Linked DNA regions of Homo sapiens: region 1 is linked to region 2. Evidence: chromatin loops called from intact Hi-C (ENCODE). Cell type or tissue: breast epithelium. All regions are shown on one strand. Each heading gives the region's core, and the rest is flanking DNA. Links, peaks and the distances in the headings are about the cores only.

Region 1 (8,777 bases), core at 1-8,000, 180 kb after region 2:
TGTCGAAGGCCTGAGTGGGAGAGTGGGGGCCTCCCTGCAGCCCTGAGTACCAGCCAGCCCCCAAACTCAAGGCCCCCTCAACCCCCAGCCACAGCTGCAGGCAGTTGCCAAAGGCTCTGGGAACGCTGCCCCTGCTTCATCTGGGGCCAGGCCTCCTGTCTCCAGGCAGGACCCTGCCCTGAGCTCCATGACAAAGGGGCAGAAAGGAAAGGAGGGGGCCAGGCCAATGAGGCCGGGGAGGCTTGAGAGGTGCCTCAGCTTGCAGCTCCTGGCCTGACTGCGGAGGACAATGTCTCCCACCCTGGGCCAACAGCATCCAGCCACTCAGGGTCTCCAGTGGTCTCTCTAGGGGGATGCTGGGGGTGAGACTTCTGCTCACGCTGGAGGGCCCAGCCCAGGCCCCAGCAGAGCTGGGAGGGAGATGGTGCCTGGCCCCGGCTGGATGGTGGGCACCCTTCGTGCAGGAGCAATTGGGGTCACCCAGGGCCCCCAGATGGTGTCTCTCCCTGGGATGCCCCCTGCCACACCCTGATGGGTCTAGAAGCAGCTACTGTTACTGGACAGGATTTGAGTTTGGTCCAGCCTCCCTCTCTTCTATCCTCGTCAGGTGCCAGGTGCTGTGGCTGCTTTCTTGGTGGCCTCAGGCCACTGTCCAGCATGAGGCATGGTCTCCTTCCCACCTCTCGGACACCCACCCATCCGTCTGTCTTCCTGAAGTGGAAAGAAATCTCCCCCAGGGCTGCCAGACGGATTGACCCAGGATGCCTAGGTAAATGTGAATTTCTGCCTAGGTAAATGTGAATTTCTGATACATGATGAATCCTTTGTCTCCTGCAGTATTTGGGACATGAATGCTAAAATATTTGTGTTTATCTGAAATCACATGGAACCGTGTGTGGCCTGGAGTTTATTTGCTGACTCCCTCCTTGTGCCCCAGCAGTCCCCGCCTTCAGACTGAGGGGCATCCATGGCCCAAGGCCCATCCTCTTCCCTGAACCAGAGGGACCCTCGGGTCTGGGACCGGCCATCACCCCTTAGCACACACAGATAGGGGTGCACACACATGAGCACACTCCACACGTCCCCGCACAGCTGCCAGCACGCCCCGACGGAGCCACGTCTGAGACACGGGTTGTGGAAAGAAACAAGGTGGGGCGCGCAGGACGTGCGTGGGTTGGGACAGCCCCCAGCAGCGGGCACACCCCTCACCCCGCACCCCTGCGAGTGCCAGGGAAACACCTGGAACCCACCTTGAATGTTTTCACAGTGAGCATGTTTCATGTCTATCAAATTAAGACAATGGGAAAAACATGGACCTCACAACACTTTTCAAAGTGCGTCTTCACCTACCCTTTCCTAAATCTTCACCAGATCGCTATTGTACGAGTGGGAGGCTGAGGCTCAGAGGAGCTGCGGGACCAGAGGAAACTGGGGAGGCCCGGGGTGGACAGAACCGCCCCCCTCGGCCAGGTACTTAGGGGACACGCTCCCAGCAGCTTGCCCGCGCTGGGGCTCCCTGTGCCACCATACCGCGACGATGCCTTCATTTGTCCCCTCCTCACTGCCCAACAAGCAGCCCAGCCTGGCCACACTCAGCACCCTGCCCCCCAGGCCTCTCTCCCGGCTGCATTTCGTTTTTCTTTTTTGTCGGTTCTTTTCAAAAGAAGTCAAACTTCAAAGCCTCCTTGCGCGCAGCAGAGCCGCTCTAAGCACCAGGCTCTGTGTGCATCTGAGACATCCAAATAAATCAGGCTCTGGGCAGGGCAGGGCCCGGGCCGGTGCTGGCGGAAATTCAAGGAAGGCGGGAGAGGGAAGGAGGTTCGAGCCTGGCTTGGAGGGATGAAGCGCACACGCCGGGAAACACTTTGGAGTAAAGGTGCAGGTCACAGTGACCCGCAGTGCAGCAGCCTCCTCTGAGATGGAAGACTGGGCCGTGGACAACCAGAGGCTGCTGTGCCGCAGAGTCTGAGCCTTGGGGACGGGTGAGTGGCTGGAATGTCTCCAAATTCAAACAGGTCCCCTCCTGGAGGGGGGATGTAGTAAGCACTTGATACAGTGCCCATGCCCCTTGCTGGCCGAGGACAAACTGACTTGGGGACGTGGGTCTGTGAAGGGCTCGAAGGAAGGAAACCCTGGGGTTGGGTGGGTGTTAGGTGCCTGACTCCAGGTAAGGACCAGTCTTGCTCAGCGGGAAGGGACGCTTGGCTCCATGCAACACTGGGCTACTTCCTGGAGCTGGTGCCAGAGGTGGCTCAGGGCTAGGAGGTCTGCTGTCCGCACTGCCCTTGGCTGCCGGGCCCCAGGCTTCAGCCGAGGCTTCAGTGTTCTTGGGGGTGGGCTGCTTGGGGCCCAAGAGCTCCCAACCGTGTCCGAGCACAGAGCCAGACCATGGGGAGAGGGCACGGTGGTCCCTACCCTCCGAGGCCTCTGGTCTTGGCAAGATGGACAGTAAACAGGGTCCTCCCCCAGGAGGCACCCCAAAGCCCACCCTGTCTACCCCAGACCAGGGAATGGAGGCCTCATCACGCCAAGGGCCCCCATTAGCCCGTCCTCAGAGCCAAGGCCCAAGCACACAACACCAGCTAATTTAACTTTTACAGCAAGGTGTGGACGGTTCCAAGTTCCTCTCCCCACTTCTCAGATGAGGAGACAAAGGCTCAAAGAGCTGGGGAACTGTCTACGAGATGCCCCAGCCCAGGAGTCTGGGATCCAACTGGACACAGGTATTGCCCGGCTGGAAGACCCAGGGCAGGGCAGGGCAGCAGGAGGGGCTCCCTCCTAGCAGCTCCTCCTGACACCAGAGTGTCCCGGTGCTCAGTTCAAGGCCTGGCAGTGGGGAGAGTGGATACAGCCAGAGGAGGGGCAGCCCTTTGCATGGGTGAGGGTGAAGGGAGGTCTGGGCTGCAGTCTCACGGGAGCTGGGCTGAGCTCCCTACCACTTCTCTTTTTTAAAAAAAAATTTAATTTAACTTAAAATGTAATTAAATTAAAGAGAAGTTAATTTCAATTACAATTTTTTTTTTTTTTTTTGTGATGAGGTCTTGCTCTGTTGCCCAGGCTGGAGTGCAGTGGTGCCATCTCGGCTCATTGCAGCCTCAGCCTCTCAGCTCAAAAGATCCTCCTGCCTCAGCCTCTCAAGTAGCTGGGACCATGGGTGTGTGCCATCGTGACTGGCTAACTTTTAAATTTTTTGTAGAGACCTGGTCTCCCTATGTTGCCCAAGCTGGTTTCGAACTCCTGGGCTCAAGTGATCCTCCTGCCTTAGCCTCCCAAAGTGCTGGGATTACAGGCATGAGCCATTGCACAGGACCAATTTATTTATTTTTAGAGACAGAGTCTCCCTCTGTTGCCCAGGCTGGAGTGCCTTGGTGTGATCATAGCTTACTATACCCTTGAACTCTTGGGCTCAAGTGATCATCCTGCCTCAGCCTCCTGAGTAGCTGGGACCACAGGTGTGTGCTACCATGTCTGACTAATTTCTTTTTTTTTTTTTTTTTTAAATTTTTAGTGGAGATGGGTTCTTGCTATGTTGCCCAGGCTGGTCTCGAACTCCTGAGCTTAAGCAATCCTCCTGCTTCAGCCTTCCAAAATTCTGGGACTATAGGTATGAGCCACCGTGCCTGGCCCCTAACCCCTTCTTAACCTCAGTGGTTAACCCCTCAGTGAGGGCCACGTGGACGCCAGGCTGGAACAGCACACCTGGGAGCACAGGCAGAGTCACAGCGGCACACAAGCCAAGAGGGGGATGGACTCCTAGGAGCCTTCCCTCCGAGAGGCAGGCATGGGAGGAGGCTGGGCCTGCAGAGCCCCAGGCCCTAGGCCAGCTCCAAGGAAGAGAAGTGACGGCCGCCCCCGGCCTGTGGTCCTGCTTCCCACCACCTGCTCCACTGGGACCTCCCACGCTCAGGTCCTGGTCCCCCACAGCCCAGGGCCCCAGGATTTCCCCTCAGCCTGTAACTGAGGGATGTTCAGAGCTGCACCGGCATAGCACGCGAATCCAGGCATCTAGAACAGCCACCCGGCAAGGACAGCGGCAGGAGGGCTGGCCTCCACCCAGGGTGACGGCGGGAGCTGGCTGATCGACCCCGCACGGAGTCCACACCACCAGCGGAGGAGGACTTGGTGCCCAGGAACATACCCTTGCTCAGCCTTCTGACCCAGGTGCCACTGTGGCCTCCCCAATTTTAGATAACTTGCAAACGACATCAACACCCCAAATCCTTATTTGTACAATTACTCGAAAGTAAAGGTTTGCCTGGGGAAACGTATAGAACAAAGCAACTTTCAGCCTCTTCCAGCCTCTGGGGACTGTGCCCTGCCTGGGGCAAAAGTCCAGGCTCCGGAGTCCCCCACTCCCTGCTCAGCCACAAGCCAGGAAGAACCAAAAGTGAAAACAAGTTTAGCCCATGAGGCAGAGGACAGGCATAAACCTGGTGTCCCTGCGGTCCCTGAAATATGGGTAGAAAGTGCTCCCCGAGGGGACTACAGACCCAAAGACTCTCCAGTTTCAGATTTCAAGGCCCTTCAATCAAGTATCCAGCAGCCACCTTCCCTCAAGCCTCATCCCAGGTAGGGTCACCTTGAGGCCTCCGAGACAGGGCCAGGCCACAGCCAGCCACCACCGACTCGTAGGGCTGAGCTCCTGGCTCCTGGCAGCAGGCCTTCTTGGACCCAGCACTCAGCTGAGCCTGGCTGACACCGTTGCTCCAGAGCCTGGGCTCCTGGCCCCCAGAGCGCTCCAGGGCTGGGCGCTATGAGCTGGTGGCCCCTGGCATCCCCACTGGGATCCCCTGCCCTGCCCTGAGCGCTCTCAAAGAAGACCTGAGCCGGCCTGACCTGACCCACCGGGGCGGGCACCCAGGCTGTTTTTGGGACACTCCCTACCCCCTACCCCAGGGGCTCTGGTGTCACCTGGGTGGATTGCAAGAGGTCCCCTCGGGGGAGCACTGCGCCCAGGCGCCCCTCTGCCCAGCCCGAACTCACCAGGCGCTTCTGAGGCCGAACGAGCGGCCGGTTGACGCCATTCATCTTGTGGTAGAGGCCGCAGGCATTGCACAGGTAGTGGCCGGTGCCGTCTCGGCGCCACAGCGGTGTGGACAGGGCCCCGCAGTTGACACACTCACGACCCTCACCCGGGAACTCCTCCAAGAAGTCGGACACTGAGGGGACAGGCAGCTGGTGGGCCCGGGCCCTCCCCTCCCCAGGATCCTCCCCAGCTCATGGGCCGGCACCCTCCCCTCCCCAGGAGCCTGGCGGCTTTCGTCAGACGAATAAACTTAAGGCACAAATCTTGTGCCTTAGATGTATTTTATTTTAAAATTTATTTGCTTACTTCATCTTATTTTTAAATTTTTAATTCACATACGATAAAATTCGCTAGGGTTGGTTTTTCGAGGATGGGGTGTTAATAAACAGAACCTGAAGACAGACACCTGGGACTCCCGGCTCCGGGACCGGGGGCCAGCACTGGCCTCTGCCTGTTTGACCTGCTGGGAAAGCAGGGTGTCTACACTGGCGGGGGAGGTGGATGAAGTGGTGTCTACACTGGCAGGGGAGGGATGAAGGGGCTTTATCTGGCAGACACTCTTGGGCGCCCCTGGGCTCTCCTGGGAACGCTAACCCCGCTGTCCTCCTGTTCTGCAAAGCGGGTCCATGACAGGGGTGGGGGGTTGGGAGGGTGGAGGAGGTGCCTTCTGTCAGCTTGGCTGTGGTCGCAACCAGTGTCCTTCCTTTAGAAGGCCAGCCCCGCCTCACAGCCCCCTGGGGCCGGGCTTCGCACACTGTGCGGCTGGGGGTGGAGGTCTTCCTGGTCCCCTCCAGGCCCGGCCCGGCGCCGGCGCGAGGGAGGCCCGGGCGCCGAGTGGGGGTGGGGCAGGGATCAATCATCGCCCCGCCGGGGGTGGGCGCCAGCAGCCGGGCTGTCCAGGGAGGCGGGGGCCAGGGGTCCTGCGGATGCCGCTGCGCCCGCTTCCTGCGCCAAAGGGCCGGCGGGGTCCCAAAGGCAGCTCCGGAGCTGGGTGTCGAGGCCTCCAAGGTCCCGGAGGGACGGGATGGGCCCCTGCGGAGCTCAGAGGAGCCGCCTTCGCCAGAAAGTGACTACGCTGCAACCGGGAAGAGCCGCTCCCCTCACAGGCCGAGAATCCGATTCTCCAAACTGATACTCGGGAAGCGACTGAAACCAGGTCTCAAATTAAAATCAGTAAACGTCCTAGAACCGAGACGAATGTGGCCACTTAAATAAACCGATGTTTTGGGCTTTATAAAAATCGTTTCCAAAACTTTTCAAAAACAAAAACAAAAACGATTAAGACTTTTGAGGCTCCACATTGGCACAATCCGGAATGCTGTTTGGAAATAGATGTTCCTTCTCATTAACAGGTTAAAACAGAATTCTGGATGGGTGTTTCCCGTGCGGGGTGTTACCCAGGTTTACTCGTCTCGCCCCGGGGCTGCTGGTGTCGCTCCTGGCAGGGAGGCTCGGACCGTGGGGGAGGATGAGGGGAGCGTTTCGCAGGGTGCGGGTTTGCACCCGGATTCGGCCGCTCCTGGGCCCCGAGACTGTGGAGCCCCCGCACTCACCGAAGGTGGGCCTGCGGCCTGGGAGGCCGTGCAGGACGCTGCCATCGAAGGGCCCGGCAGTCCAGGACTGGGCCACGTCGGGGCTCACGTAGGCCGGGTAGGTGGCGGAGTACGAGGTCCCCACCGGCCGCCCAAGCGGGGCCGCGAACTGTTCTCGAGGCAACAGCGCGCCCTGGTAGGCACTGCCGTCTCGGCCCCCCGCGCTGCCGCCGCTGCCGGGCCCCGAGGGGCTGTGCGCGAAAGGGAAGGCGGTGGCCCCGGGCGGGTGCGCGGCTGGGGGGTGCGGACTGCCCGGGCCGAAGGCCGACGAATCCGCGGTGGCTGTCTGCGCCCAGCCGGGGCGCGCAGCGAGCTCGGGGGGCTGCGGGCTCGGCTCACACCCGGACAGGTAGGACAGCATCGAGGGGACGCGCGCCGGCGGCACAAACATCGGAGAGCCGGCGCCCGGAGCGTGCAGGAAGGAGCCCGAGTCGGCGTAGGCGGCCTGGCGGGGGCTCGCGGCCAGCGCCAGGCTCTGGTACATCCTCCCAGGCGTGGTCTTGACCTGCAGGGAAGAGGGACAGGTGTGGAGGTCACGGGAGCTCTGCGCCCTCCGCCAGCGCCCGAGCTTATGCCGGGCAGGTGCCGCCGCTTCGGGCAGCGCTTCCCAGTCCCCAGCCCGGGACGTTCGCGGGGCGGGTCCCCGAACCCGAGGGAGAGGAACCGCGGGGATGGGAGAGGCCAGCGCGTCATCCCCGGGGCAGTCACAACGCCGAGCCCACCTCCTCCCCGACCGGGCTTCGGAGGTCCCCGGGGTGAGCTCGGTGGGGGCCTGGGAAGGACGGGCCTGGCGCGGCCGCAGGACGCAGGGCCTGGAGAGCGGGGCCCCGCCGCGCTGGGAGGGGCCGGGTGGGGAGGGGCGCGCGGCTGCAGCCCGGGCTGGAGCACTCACCAGCGGGCAGGGAGGGCGGCAGGGCACGGCGGTGGCGGTGGGTCGGCGACCGGCGGGCCGAAGACTGGAAGCCCGGGCCGCTGAGGCTCCGCAGCCCCCTCCGCGCCGCCCCGGCCCGCCCCCGCCGCGCCGCCCCTTCCCTCCCCGCGCCCGCCCCTTCTTCCCCGCAGGGTCAGCGCTGGGGCTCCGGCCGTAGAGCCACGTGACCCTGGCAGGCCCTGCTCGCGGGGCTTGGCGACAAGGACGCACGACACGGGGCGGCCAGCGCGGAGCCCGGACCAGTGCAGCTAGACGGGCGGGCCGAGGGCTTCGTGGGCCCCGGGGAGTCGGGCGCAGAGACTTCTCCAAGTTTGTGCGAGTCCCGAGCCCTCTGCCTCCCTGCCCCGGCCCCCGCCGAAGGCTGGCCTAAAGACGGGCTCCGTGTCTGGTGGCTGAGTCGGTGATCCCGGCCCCGCTCACCGATGGACACGCGGCGGTGGAACCCCGTGGGCCCCCTCGTTGCGTGGCCGCACCCGGGGCTCGGTGCAGGGAACCGGCTTCCATAGGGACGGCCGGCTCGGGTCGCTGGACTGGGACGGGGTGCACTGGCGGGAGCCCCGCGATTTCCTCGGTTTCTGAGCAAGCGGGGCCACAAGGCTCGGGGTCCCAGTGGGAGGTGGGCAGGGTCCAGCCTCTAAGGCCCGATCTGGGTGCCAGGCTCGAAGGCCCCAACCCCGGTGGGGCTCTCAGCCGGCTCTCGGGGACTCGGGAAGAGTTTCCTCCAGGCGCCAGAAATGCGTGTGGGTAGGAGGCGACCCAGGTCAGGGAACCGTGTCCCGCTCGCACTCCCGGTGAGGGCTGCATGGAGGCGCCGCTGCCGCGGAGCAGCTCCGCAGGTTGCGGGAAACGGAACGGCGGGCTCGGAGCACACCGGGTGGACCCAGGCTTGGCGGCCATGAAAGTTCTTTTTTTCTTTTTTTCTTTCTTTCTTTCTTTCTTTCTTTCTTTCTTTCTTTCTTTCTTTCTTTCTTTCTTTCTTTTCTTTCTTTCTTTCTTTTTTCTTTCTCGGAGCACACCGGGTGGACCCAGGCTTGGCGGCCATGAAAGTTCTTTTTTCTTTCTTCCTTCCTTTCTTTCTTTCTTTCTTTCTTTCCTTCCTTCCTTCCTTCCTTCCTTCCTTCCTTCCTTCCTTCTTTCTTTCTTTCTTTCTTTCTTTCTTTCTTTCTTTCTTTTCTTTCTTTCTTTCTTTCTTTCTTTCTCGGAGCACACCGGGTGGACCCAGGCGTGG
Region 2 (8,000 bases), core at 1-8,000:
TTCGCATTTATGTCCAGAGATGTCCCAAGATGCATAAGAAAACATACCTGAGGGGAATTTATTCCAGGGTGCCACATGTTTAGACAAATGGTTTGTAATGACTAAGACTTGTCTTTAAAAATCCCATTTAATTACAGCAAAAAGAAGCTCTTTATGATCTATGGCAAATGGACGGAATGTTTGTGGGGCATAGATCCTGTTTCGTATGAATCCTTCAAGAAGCAGGAGAGGAGAGGTGACCACCTGAGAAAGGCCAAGCTGGTAAGGGCTGGGGCGTCCCCGGGCAGAGCTGAGCCCTGGGTGCTGAGGGCTGCCAGGCCGCTGCTGCCTTTAGCTCACCTGTTGGGGTCCCAGGGAACCTTTGGGCCCCACCAGGAGAGATGAATGTGCAGAATTTGTCTGTCCAGATGAACCATATATTGTGGGTTCCAGTATCAGTGAGGGGGTTTATCTGTATTTCTTTCCATTTTTTTTTTTTTTCCCCTCCAGGCAGGGTCTCCCTCTGTTGCCCAGGCTGGAGTACAGTGGTGCAGTCATAACTCACTGCAACCTCCAGCTACCAGGCTCAAGCAATCCTCCCTCCTTAGCCTCCCAAGTGGCTAGGACTATAGGCATGTACCACCATGCCTGACTAATTTTTATTTTTTTTAGAGATGGGGTCTTGCTATGTTGCCCAGGCTGGTCTTGAACTCCTGGGCTTAAGCAGTCCTCCCACCTCGGCCTCCCAAAGTGCTGGGATTACTAATAGGCATGAACCACAACACCCAGCCGGCATATCTGTATTTTGGTTGCACGGAGGCTGCTGCTATAAACCGTGGGCACCAGTGCCCACGAGTCATACATAATTGCTGGCCCCCATGGCTGGAAGTATCTGAGGGAACCTCAGGCAAGGCCGTTTCTTTTCTGGAAGCTCCAAGTTCTGGGTCCTTCTTAATAAATCTTCTCGCTTTCTTTGAGTTAGCCTAGACATATTGTTAAAAATCAAGTGAATTTCAATTTTTTGTTTTTAGTTGTGAGTACCAGATAATATATTCAACAGCCAGAAAGTACTGGCAAGGCTTTTCCCCTTAAAGCTTTGGAATACTCATTATCTTAAGACTAGTTGTTCTTGAACTTAAAAATAAAAGGGATAGTTCAAAAGAGGTGTCCTATTTTCTACATAATGAATTGGAATGTACCAAACCTGAAATGTTCAATATTTATTTAACGGAAACATTCAGCCTCCTCCGGATCCCAAGTGTTTTTTATGTTGTTGTATTCATTTGTGCTGTTAGACACCTTTTCTAATCACCCTCTTTTATTTAAAAAGGAAAATTCTGCTTACACACTAGACAGACCTAGAAGGGTAAATCCATTTAGCGATGTCTTTTGATGCTTTCCTGCTCCTTGAGGTGACCTAGAAACGGGAGTTTTCTGTGAATCCTTGTCCTTGAGCTGCGGCTCTCCCTCGCCCCAGCCTCGGGCCATGGTGCCTACAGCCAGTGTGAATACAGCTAGTGCAGGAAGCCCTGGGCTTTGACTCGCTTGTTTTCAGTGGTCTCCCTGAAGAGCTGCTTCTGGAATCATTCCCTTTTCTAGGACCCATTTATTTTGAGAAGCAATGTGGCAGGTTTTGTCTTTTCATCAGGGTGTAGAGAGCCTGAAACCCCCACACAGGAGCCACTTCTTGATGGGGGCAAAGCTGCGCTATCTAGAAAGCTCTCAGTCCCAGAACCTGCCTTCTGGAGAGGCGCCATGTGTGTGAATGAACCTGCTGTTTGGAAGGCACCGCTGTGTCGTCGCACTCAGACTCCATGAAGCCACCGCTGTGTCGTCGCACTCAGACTCCATGAAGTGCTGTTTCGCGTGCACCGCTTCTCCCGAAGGGAAACACGCCTGGCCACTGACTTCCTTCATCTCCACGAAGGGAAACGCCTGGCCACTGACTTCCTTCGTCTCTGCGAAGGGAAACGCCTGGCCACTGACCTCCTGTCGTCACCCGAAGGGAAACACGCCTGGCCGCTGACCTTCTGTCATCTCCGTGAAGGGAAACACGCCTGGCCACTGACCTCTGTCGTCTCTGTGAAGGGAAACACGCCTGGCCACTGACCTCTGTCGTCTCCACTCTGGGTGTCCGTTAGAACAGACAGCACAGCCCTACGAAGGGAGTGTGAGCTGCTTTAGGGACTGGGGCCCAGCTCCTCTCCGTACAGTGATGGACAGACAGTGTCATAGACTGGAGAGGAAATTCTATTTTCTCCTTAGTTTAAGAAAAAAAAGGCCGGGTGTGGTGGCTTACGCCTGTAATCTCAGCACTTTTGGAGGCCGAGGTGGGTGGATTGCCTGAGGTCAGGATTTCAAGACCAGCCTGGCTAACATAGTGAAACCCCGTCTCTACTAAAAGTACAAACAATTAGCCGGGCATGGTTTTGGGCACCTGTATTTCCAGCTACTCGGGAGGCTGAGGCAGGAGAATCTCTTGAACTCAGGAGGCAGAGGTTGCAGTGACCCGAGATCGCACCATTGCACTCCAGCCTGGGCAACAGAGCGAGACTCCGTCTGAAAAAAAAAAAAAGGAGAAGGCTGCCTGGCTCTGCTCAGGTGACTGGTCTGAAAGGCGCTCTGAGAATAGCTGTCCTCCTGGCCAAGAGCGGCCTGGCCCCGGGCAGCCACACAGCAGGGTTCTGTGTTTCAGGATGAAGACTCCGGGAAGGCTGACAGCGACGTGGCTGACGACGTGCCTGTGGCCCAGGAGACCGTGCAGGTCATTCCTGGCAGCAAGCTGCTCTGGAGGATCAACACCCGGCCCCCCAACTCTGCCCAGGTCTGTGTCCCTCCATGGCCTGACGTCTCTGCCTGCTCATGTCACACCCACCTCTGGGCCCAGCCCCACGGCTCTTCCCTGTCCTTGGGCCCTTGCCTGCCGCCTCGCCTCAGCCTGTTGTCCCAGAGCAGACAGGGGCCTCCGCCATTGTCGGAGTGGCTTCTGTTGTCCCTGGAGCTGCGTCCCGGCCCTGTGCTTGTCTGCCTTGGGGCCTGCTGTTGGGGCTGGGCACCGCTGCTCCATAGGACATGCAGGTCGAGGTGTGGACGCATGCTCAGCTGCGTGTCAGAGCTGCCCGCCGGGCACACATGCTTGTGCTTCCCCTGGGAACATCAGACAGACGTGGCCATTGCCGGCCAAGTGCGTCTTATCAAAAGAGGCTTCCAAGCCTGTTTGGGGAGATTGCTTTCTCACTTGTCAATTTAGATGCTCAAATGCCTTGTGATATTTATTTTTGAAAATTGCACTTATAATTTTTATTAAATATATGATAAACTACATGTTTTATGACAAATAAAATATGTGATATATGGTTATATGATAAATATCACACGTAATATCTTAGTATTTTTTATAAATTCTTATTTGTATATAAAATTTATGCAACTTATGCAATTTTGTACGTCCCATAAACAGAGCAGAACATGCGTAAAATACAGAAAAGGAAGCAAAACCTTCACTTTAAGCACGTTATCTCAACAGTCACTGTTATCATTTGAGTAGAGTACGAACTGGTTTAACAATGCTATTTTCTTTTTTAATAGAGGCAGAGTCTCGCTCTGTCACCCAGGCTGCAGTGCAGTGGTGTGATCTTGGCTCACTGCAGGCTCCAATTTCTGGGCTCAAGTGATCCTCCTACCTCAGCCTCCCTAGTAGCGAGGACCACAGGCGTGTGCCACCATGCCAGACTAATTTTCTATTTTTTGTAGAGAGGAGGTCTTGCTATGTTGCCCAGGCTGGTCTCGAACTCCTGGCCTCAAGCATTATCTTCCTGCCTTGGCCTCCTGAGTTGCTGGGACCACAGGCATGAGACACTGTGGCCTGCCAATGATACTATTGGTATTTTAAATTTATTATTAGGAAAATTGCGTATGTTTTTTTTCAGGGAAGTCTCTTTAAAGATAACTCATGCTTCCAGCCTTTGGCTCAGCGTATGTGTTGAGTCCTCCTGCCTGCCAGGCCCTGTGGGCCTGGGCACTAGAACCAGGCAGACGAGGTCCCAGGAGGGAGGCGGGGCAGGTGGTTGACTCACACCTGAGAGCCAGGTGGTGCCTTGGGTGCCAGGGAGGGCATCTGAGTGCTGTGGCTTCAGTCATGGGGTAGGGGTGGGGGTGTCTAGGGATTGCGTTTGGGCGGAGGGGACAGTCAGGGCAGAGACCCCTGGAGTAGACTAGTGTGTGAGGGCCCAGGGGGCCATGGGGATGAGGGTGGAGGGGGTGCAGGGGTCTCCAGACGACTTCAGTATTTGCTGTGAGTGACATGGGGCACCAGGAGTCATTTGAGCAGGGGGTGACGGGTGCTGTTGATGTTTCCTGTGGCCTTTCTGGCTGCTTGCTGAGATGCTGTGAGGGCAGCAACAGAAGAGGGAGGACACGGGTGGTGGCTGGAGGGCCTGGCTGTGGTGGGAGGACCTGAGTGGAGCCAGGGCCCTGAGGGCTGCAGAGGCCGGAGGCTGTGGGTGCAGAGGCTGGGAGGCTGTGGGTGCAGAGGCTGGGAGGCTATGGGTGCAGAGGCTGGGAGGCTGTGGGTACAGAGGCCGGAGGCTGTGGGTGCAGAGGCTGGGAGGCTGTGGGTGCAGAGGCCGGAGGCTGTGGGTGCAGAGGCTGGGAGGCTGTGGGTGCAGAGGCCGGAGGCTGTGGGTGCAGAGGCTGGGAGGCTGTGGGTGCAGAGGCCGAAGGCTGTGGGTGCAGGGTGCTGCCGCAGGCCTGCTCGGGTGTGCTGTCCACAAGACGCCGAGCAGACAGCTGCGAGCCAGAAGTCAGGCAGAGCAAGGCTCTGGGAGTCCTGGGCACGGGGGGACTGTCATACCCTAAGCATTCCAGTTGTTAATGTGACAAATTAACTTGCTCCAGGGCTGAGGCTTTGGCAGGTGAAGGGGTAAAGAGGAGGAACCTGTGGGCAGGTGTGGCTGAGGGCAGGAAAGGAGCAGGTACAAGCTGAGGGTTTAGCAGTGGGAGACAGGTGGCGTGGCTGGAGTGTTTCCAGCAAGCTGGTGACAAATCTGTTGATGAGATTGTAAAGACAGAAAAAGAAATGTGTGTGAGTTTTGCTGGTATACCTCAAAATGCAAACGTTACAGCCGCAGTGCATGATACGTGCTTAGTGAAGACGGCAGAGGCATTGAATTTGCAGGTGGAAGACGTGAGCGGAAGTAGGTTCCCATGGTGGCAGTCAGGTAGCACCTGCGGGATTTCAGGGGCCCACTGGGGGTCTTGGAGCATAGTCCATGGTTCAGAGGCCCTGCTGAGGTCGTGTCTCTGTGCCTTGCTCCACAGATGTATAATTTCACCAGTTTCACTGTGAGCCTCAACGAGCTGGAGACAGGCATGGAGAAGACCCTGCCACCCACGGACTGCCGCCTGCGCCCTGACATCCGCGGCATGGAGAATGGCAACATGGGTGCGTCCACGCAGTCAGAGGAGGAAGCTTGGGGCCAAGGACGCCCTGGCTAGGGTGGGAGAGCACAAAGCACTCGCTGGCAGAAGCCAGGCTCTCGCCTACAAGGGGAGCCCCGTCCCTCTCCCTAAACAAACAGGCAGGCTGCAGGCCTTCTAACTAGGCTTCTCAGACCGTCTGTGGTGAAGGGCTTTAAAGATCTCTCGCCTGCCTCAGACCAAACCTTTTGTAAATAAATTAAAATTACATTACTAGAAAATGAAATGAAAAAATACATACAAAGTACAAATCCTAGGCCGAGCGCGGTGGCTCACGCCTATAACCCCAGCACTTTGGGAGGCTGAGGCAGGTGGATCACCCAAGGTCAGGAGTTCGAAACCATCCTGGCCAACAAGGCAAAACTCCATCTCTACTAAAAATACAAGAGATTAGGCGGTCATGGTGGCGCCCGACTGTAATCCCAGCTTCTAGGGAGGCTGAGGCATGAGAATCGCTTGTACCCAGGAGGTGGAGGTTGCAGTGAGCCGAGATTATACCACTGCACTCCAGCCAGGGCGACAGAGTGAGACCCTGCCTCACAAACAAACAACAACAACAAAAAACACAAACAAAAAACAAAGTACAAGTTCCTAATTTGTTATTATTAAATTAAACAAAAGTTAAGATTACATTTAGAAAACTGCACGTGTTCCACTGTGAGGATCCGTGTAGCCATCAGTGCAGTCACTGGCACGTGTGTGGCGTGTCCTGCAGCCTCACACTCTCCCGGTGGGCTCTGTGCTTGCAGCGTTCATCTGTAACATGGCAGATGAACAACTTTCTCACTCACTCATCTAGATGGAATCCGCAGTGAAACTCCTGGCTGAGGAGGCAAATCCAAAGTGTCCTGGGTTTTGAGTTAGTAATGTTTTATTTATTTATGTTTAGAGTCGGGATCTCACTCTGTAGCCCAGGCTGGACTATAGTGGTGTGATCTTGGCTCACTGCAGCCTCAACCTCCCAGGTTCAAGCCATCCTCCTGCCTCAGCCTCCCGAGTAGCTGGGACTACAAGTGCATGCCACTACACCTGGCTAATTTTTTGGGTTTTTTTTTTTTTTTTTTTTTTTGAGACGGAGTCTCACGCTGTTCCCCAGGCTGGAGGGCAGTGGTGCGATCTCGGTTCACTGCAAGCTCCGCCTTCTGGGTTCAGGCCATTCTCCTGCCTCAGCCTCCCCGAGTAGCTGGGACTACAGGTGCCCCTGCCACCACGCCCGGTTAATTTTTTGTATATTTTAGTAGAGACAGGGTTTCACCATGTTAGCCAGGACGGTCTCGATCTCCTGACCTTGTGATCCGCCCGCCTCAGCCTCCCAGAGTGCTGGGATTACAGGCATGAACCACTGTGCCTGGCCAGGTTTTTTTTTTTGTTTTTTTTGTTTTTTTTTTTTGAGACAGAGTTTCACACTTGTTGCCCAGGCTGGAGTGCAGTGGCGTGATCTCGGCTCACTGCAACCTCTGCTCACAGGTTCAAGAGATTCTCCTGCCTCAGCCTCCCGAGTAGCTGGGATTACAGGTGCCCGCCACCACACCCGGCCAATTTTTGTATTTTTAGTAGAGACAGGGTTTCACCATGTTGGCCAGCCTGGTCTCAAACTGCTGACCTCAGGTGATCCACCCGCCTTGGCCTCCTAAAGTGCTGGGATGACACTGTGCCTGGCCTAATTTTTGTATTTTTTATAGAGATGGGGTTTTGCCATGTTGCCCGGGCTGGTTGCCAACTCTTGGGTTCAAGCGATCCGCCTGCTTCAGCCCTCCTAAGTGCTGGGATGCAGGCATGAGCCACCGCGCCCAGCTTGAATTAGTGATGTTTTCAGAGAGAAACCCAGCTCACGAGTGTGACCTGGGAATGGATGTAACTTCTCATGCTTTGTATTCAGAATGTGTGCCCAGTCCTTCACAGAAGCCACATGGCAGTTACCCGGGAAGGTCAAGGCTAAAGGGAGCTCGTCTTTGGGAGATGGGCTCTGAGTTGCACAGGTGGGGCTGGCTCCCCGTCCTGAGCGCCTGCTCGCACACCAGGGCATTGGGTGGTGCCTGGGCCCTGCCTGTCCTTCAGACTCCTGCACCCGCAGACTTTGAGTAGTGCTGTCGTAGAACACGCAGCACATGCAGCCCCCATGCTCTACTCAGCTCCGCTTGGGAAGGGCCCTGTTGGCGTGCCGGCCGCTGTGGCCTCGGCAACTGTGATTGTGTTTGGTCTCCCGATCACAGAACCTGTTGTCTGTGGCATTCCAGCCACAGTGAGACATGCCAACTAGAGATCTAGGTGCATAGGGGGTGGCGGGGTGCGGTTCTAAGGTCTCTGTCTGACCTAAACTGTTTGCTTGGATCCTAGATCTGGCCAGCCAGGAGAAGGAGCGGCTGGAGGAGAAGCAGAGAGAAGCACGGAGGGAGCGGGCCAAGGAGGAGGCAGAGTGGCAGACGAGGTGAGTACTGTGGTAGCCACGCAGGCTGGGGCAGCGGGGAGGCCCCACACACACCTGGGGACGGCGGGGAGGCCCCACACACACCTGGGGACGGCGGGGAGGCCCCACACACACC

The links. A loop is a pair of places that touch in the nucleus more often than their neighbours do. Peaks named below come from ENCODE experiments on the same cell type or tissue, not always from the same donor. Only the 100,000 strongest peaks of a DNase experiment are listed, where the experiment ranks them.
Region 1: it touches region 2 in a loop (7-fold over the local background); 2 of 110 quality-filtered maps call a loop at or near these places.

The regions. Positions count from the first base shown.
Region 1 is chr20:62,468,420-62,477,196 of GRCh38, forward strand. It overlaps GATA5 (GATA binding protein 5), which reads right to left and starts at 7,576. Exons shown (of 7, transcript NM_080473.5): 1 at 7,511-7,576; 2 at 6,580-7,123; 3 at 4,984-5,159. The coding sequence starts at 7,102. RefSeq lists an enhancer at 5,184-5,844. In breast epithelium, for the core only: no CTCF peak of the experiment used is centred there; no DNase peak of the experiment used is centred there; H3K4me3 peaks cover 1,517 bases; H3K27me3 peaks cover 7,338 bases.
Region 2 is chr20:62,283,909-62,291,908 of GRCh38, forward strand. OSBPL2 (oxysterol binding protein like 2) reads left to right here. Exons shown (of 14, transcript NM_144498.4): 10 at 138-261; 11 at 2,675-2,803; 12 at 5,299-5,422; 13 at 7,795-7,885. Among named protein-coding and RNA genes, the nearest start is that of ADRM1, 15 kb to the right of the region's middle. In breast epithelium, for the core only: no CTCF peak of the experiment used is centred there; a DNase peak (open chromatin) is centred at 4,034; H3K27ac peaks cover 1,286 bases.